Linked DNA regions of Homo sapiens: region 2 is linked to region 1. A link is an interaction called in ENCODE POLR2A ChIA-PET data of the cell type or tissue named here. Cell type or tissue: HepG2. All regions are shown on one strand. Region 1 overlaps SLC38A8 (solute carrier family 38 member 8). Region 2 holds the start of OSGIN1 (oxidative stress induced growth inhibitor 1).

The links. ChIA-PET counts read pairs that join two places held together with the same protein. Peaks named below come from ENCODE experiments on the same cell type or tissue, not always from the same donor. Only the 100,000 strongest peaks of a DNase experiment are listed, where the experiment ranks them.
Region 2: POLR2A ChIA-PET joins it to region 1 with 15 read pairs; 8 of 35 experiments call an interaction of 5 or more read pairs at or near these places.

What each region holds. Positions count from the first base shown.
Region 1 is chr16:84,013,157-84,015,656 of GRCh38, reverse strand. All of the region lies in intron 9 of SLC38A8 (solute carrier family 38 member 8), which reads left to right. Among named protein-coding and RNA genes, the nearest start is that of SLC38A8, 28 kb to the left of the region's middle. RefSeq lists a silencer at 1,529-1,678. In HepG2, no CTCF peak of the experiment used is centred here; a DNase peak (open chromatin) is centred at 1,386.
Region 2 is chr16:83,951,951-83,954,450 of GRCh38, reverse strand. It overlaps OSGIN1 (oxidative stress induced growth inhibitor 1), which reads right to left and starts at 1,211. Exons shown (of 6, transcript NM_182981.3): 1 at 1,081-1,211. RefSeq lists an enhancer at 1-398 and a silencer at 887-936. In HepG2, a CTCF peak has its summit at 217; DNase peaks (open chromatin) are centred at 220, 790 and 1,300; H3K4me3 peaks cover 1,887 bases.

The sequences.
Region 1 (2,500 bases):
AGCTCCTGATGGACATTCTTGACGTAGGAACGTTTATGATCCCATTCCATAGATGCGAAGACCGAGGCCCTGAACCCCCGCCGGGGGCACAGCTAGTATGCAGCAGGGCTGAGGGTCAATCATACAGCTCTGTCCATGCTACCGCTGGTGCCTCCTGCTAAAAGATTTTGTTTTATTAAAAAAAGAAAATCGTATATGTGAAAGTCACGTGGCTCAAGGCACCCTGCAAATGTCTCCCTTCCCTCCTGCCTCCAGGCCCTGGAGGCAAACACCGTTTCTGCGAAGGATGGTTTCTTAGGAAACCTTCCCAAACAGCCCAAGCATTATCTGAGAAGGGGAAGCCAGCAAGGTGGGGGCTGGAGGGATGCTTCTTCCAGTGGAAAAGGGTACACTGTAGTGGCCCACTGGAGCCCAGAACAGAGACTCCAGATCCGCAGTGGGGGGTGTGTTCCAGGGCCCCACACACAGCAAGTGTTGAGTACACAGTCGAGACTCCCTCAGTGCGTGTTCCGTGAGTGGACCCTGTGATTCAGCCGCGACTGGAACCATGCCAAACAGACATCGAGCTTGGGGACCCTTAGCCAGGTATCCCCAACACCCTGATGCAGCCGTTATGTCAAACAGACAAGAAGTAGATGCCCATTGGTGAAACTTAACAGAAAGCACAGGTAGAGGCTCTTACAGGTCTTCCAAAACTCGAATGGGGGCATGAAACGAAACATTGTTCAGGGTCCCAGGTAAGTGGGTGGTGACAACTTTGTCAATACCCCGGAGGTGGGGGGGCGATGGAAGAATTGAGGGCCACAGAGAAATGTTGGTTATCAAAGAGGCCAACTGATGTGTGGAATATGAAAAGTGGGTTCTTAGCAGGTGAATTAAGATTCAGGGGTTGTCTTTGATGTAGTCCCTTGAGAATCTAACCGTACCTGCCCCAGCTCCCGTAAATTGGGGTCTACTGGGATTAAGAGATAAAGACTGGGGAAGTGAAGTGAAGGGAGGGGAGGAGAACAGCCACCCACTCTGCTCCTGGCTCTGCCCAGAGCTCTCAGAGGTGAGGGGAGTGGCCATGTGGCTCCTCCCTCAGGTTCTGGGTGGAACTTTTAGAGAGGAGAGGGGTGTGGCCATGTGGCTTCTCCCTTGGGCTTAGGGTGGCGCTTTCACAGGTGAGGGTGTGGCTATACAGCTCCTCCCTCGACTCTGGGCAGGGCTTTCAGAGGTGAGGGGTGTGGCCACACAGCTGCTCCTGCATGCTCTGAGCGGAGCTTTCATTGATGGGGATGTGGCCACACGACTCCTCCCTCAGTTCTGGGCCGGGCTTTCAGAGGTGAGGGTGTGGCCACGCAGCTCCTTATTCAGGCTGTGGGCGAGGCTTTCAGAGGTGAGGGGTGTGGCCTTGTGGCTTCTCCCTCGGGCTTAGGGTGGAGCTTTCAGAGGTGAGGGTGTGGCTACACAGCTCCTCCCTTGGCTCTGGGCGGGGCTTTCAGAGGTGAGGGGTGTGGCCACATAGCTCCTCCCTCAGGCTCTGAGAGGAGGTTTTAGAGGTGAGGGGTGTGGCCATGCATCTCCTCCCTCAGCTCTGGGCGGGCCTTTCAGAGATGAGAGTGTGGTCACACAGCCCTTCCCTCAGGCTCTGGGCGGGGCTTTCAGGGCTGAGGGTGTGGCCACACGGCTCCTCACTCAGGCTCTGGGTGGAGCTTCTCAGAGGTGAGGCTGTGGCCACGTGGCTCCTCCCTCACACTCCCTGGTCTGGGCTGTTAGATTAAATTCTGATGCTGTGACCAGGTGGCCAGTTGTAGCGCTGGCTATTTCCTGTGGTGGGAAGGACTGCCCAGGACAGGTTTGAGTTGAGAGAGGATCCTTTGGGAGCTTTAGGCCAAGCTACATGGCCCTGAATCCTAGCAGAACTATTTAAAAAAAAAAAAAAAAAGGGCTGGGTGCAGTGGCTCATGCCTGTAATCCCAGCACTTTGGGAGGCCAAGGCGGGCGGATCACGAGGTCAAGAGGTCCAGACCATCCTGACCAACATGGTGAAATCCCGTCTCTACTAAAAATACAAAAATGAGCGGGGTGTGGTGGCACGCACCTGTAGTCCCAGCTACTCGGGAGGCTGAGGCACGAGAATGACTTGAACCCGGGAGGTGGAGGTTGCAGTGAGCCGAGATGGTGCCACTGCACTCCAGCCTGGCAGCAGAGTGAGACTCCGTCTCAAAAAAAAAAAAAAAAAAAAAAAAACACACACACAACAAAAGAAAGTAATGGTAGCTGCCAGTTGCCGAGCACTTCCCGGGTGTCAGGCATGGACTCTCACCATCTCCTCATAGACTCTGCTGTGGGGGGGCATGTTGTCAAGGTTGCCTGAAAGATGGGGCTCTGGGAAGTCGGTTGCTGCCAGACCTCTGCCTAAGTCATTAGGGCATGTTGAGCTGGGACTCCAGCCCCGTCCTTCCAGCTCCACTGTGTTGCCTCTCCAGGGGGCCTGAGCCAGGGGCACCCATGGGCG
Region 2 (2,500 bases), 61 kb after region 1:
TCCCTTTAATTGAAGATGGCAGATGTTGATGGAAAGAAGTTAACATTAAAAATTGATGTTTCAAATTTCACAAAGGCAAACAGGATAAAAGAAATGAAAACAGTTGCACCTTCGACTGACGTTTCTTTCAAGTGTGCGGCATTTGTACTTCTGAGGTTGTTAAAGCTGCAAACTGCTCTGAGACTCTGGGACACCTGTATGTCTGCGTTTCTTTGGCACCTCTAGTGGCCATTTACTCCTTTGCCTTTGAAGACACCCCAGGAGGTGGGTGTTCTTATCCCCATTGTGCAGAGGAAGAAAAGCTGGTCAGGAGGAGTGGGCGTCTTGCCCCAGGTCACCTAGGAGGGTCCAAGACCACGGCCATGTGACAAATCTTAGTTCTGCCAAGTCCCCTCCAGTAAAACAGCTGATTACAGGGAGACCAAGAAAGTGACACGAAGCCCTGGGGGCGCTAAAGTGTGAGGGGGTGGTCTGTCCACGCAAGCGGCACTTGCCATTTATCACAGACGAGCCCTCGCCCCAGTGCCGCACACCTGGAGCCCAGGGTCTCCTGCAGCTCCCCAGCCTCCCAGGGGCCGCCCTCCCAACCCGCCGCACTCTTGAGCCTCCTGAGAGAAGCTAAGTCGCTGGGACCTCCAGGGATGGGGGCTGTTCATGGGCACCCAAGGGCTCTGTCCCTCCTGAGCAGGAGAAGCAGAAACCCAGAAGGCACCCAGCCTGGCTGCCGACCCAGTGGCCTTGGAACAGCTGGGCAGTAAGCCCGGGCTGGCCACACCCCTCTTTCCTGCTAGGAGCGGCGGTCACATGGCCCAGGGTACGCTGGGACTGTGGCCGCTTCAGCTGCTTGGCTGAGGGTACCAGGCACCTGGACAGGGACACAGCTGAGGATCTGGGAGGAACCTGGTGTAGGGGAGAATCCTGCCGGGCTCCAGAGAACCCAGGCGAGGGCCTCCACTCAGGACCACCCGGGACCCCCGCCTGGCGCCAGGGCTCTGCAGACCCTCCGGTCCAGCTGGGCTTGCCACGGGTGCCTGGGATGTGCCTGATTCCCTGCCCCGGAACCTGGCCCCGGACACTCACCTGACAGGCAGTGGTGCAGGAGCCCAGTGAGCCCGGCCAAGTTGTGCACTAGGAGGGTCAGGGGAACACGGATCACAGAGTCCCCCGCGAGATCGGGACACCCATTACCCTGTGGGGATCCAAGAGGCTCTGAGAGGCCAGAGGGAAGTGAGGGTATTTCACGGGGAGGGAGGAGGCGGCGCAGGCAGTGGGCGGGGCCAGGAAAATCACTTTCATAAGCGTGAGTCAGCAGGGGCCCGTGATGAATGAACTTGCACACTGGGCGGGTGTCACGCTGCCTGCCTCATGGCCAGCCTTAAAGGGCCCCTGCTGGGCGGCCTGCCAGGGGGCCTAGGGTGGCGCTCCCTCCCAGCCACCTCCCCCTAGCCAGACCCCCATCCCTGGGGCTCAGTCTCTGGAGGAGGAACCAGTGACCTCTGAATGAGCCAGCCTGGCCTTTGCCATAAGCGAAGAGGAGATGGCTTTGTCCCGCACACAGTTAAAATAACAGTACCTTTAAGTGGCGAAACCCCGTCCAGTTCCCGCATTCCACCTGGATTTCACTGCACCCTCCAATCCCCAAAAGCCCTCTGGCACCAGCCTGCCTGGGCTGCGAATCCAGCTTTGCCATTTCCCAGCTGCAGGGCTCTGGCAAGCTGCCTTAGGGCCCGCACCTCAGTTTCCTCATCTGAAAACTGGGGCCAAGTCACAGATTGTCTCTACCAGAGTGGCCGTGAGGGTTTACATGACATCCTTCTTGTCTGCCATGCTTAGAACTTGAAGCCTGCTCCCAGGCTCTTCTCTCCTGTTTTATGTGGGTAGCACTGCACACCCCACACCTTGCTGTTTCTTAATTATTATTATTTTGAGAAGGAGTTTCGCTCTTGTTTCCCAGGCTGGGGTGCAATGGCGCGATCTCGGTTCACTGCAACCTACGCCTCCCGGGCTCAAGTGATTCCCCTGCCTCAGCCTCCTGAGTAGCTGAGATTACAGGCATGTGCCACCACGCCCGGCTAATTTTGTATTTTTGGTAGAGATAGGGTTTCACCATGTTGGCAAGGCTGGTCTCGAACTCCCGACCTCAGATGATCCGCCCGCCTCAGCCTTCCAAAGTGCTGGGATTACAGGCGTGAGATGCCACACCTGGCCTATTTCTGAATTATTTTATTGTCTCTCTTCCCAAACCAGAATGTGAGCTCTGTGTGGGCAGGGAAGTATATTCGTGACTGCTCTACACAGTGTCTAGAACAGCGCTTAGGACACATAGGCACTCAACATCGGTTAAACAGAAGGGAGGCAGGGAGGGAGGGAAGCAGGGGGGGAAGGAGGGAGGAAGGCAGGGAGGGAGGGAAGTAGGGAGGGAAGGAGGGAGGAAAGCAGGGAGGGAAGGAGGGAGGGAAGGAAGGAGGTAGGGAGGGAAGCAGGGGGGGAAGGAGGGAGG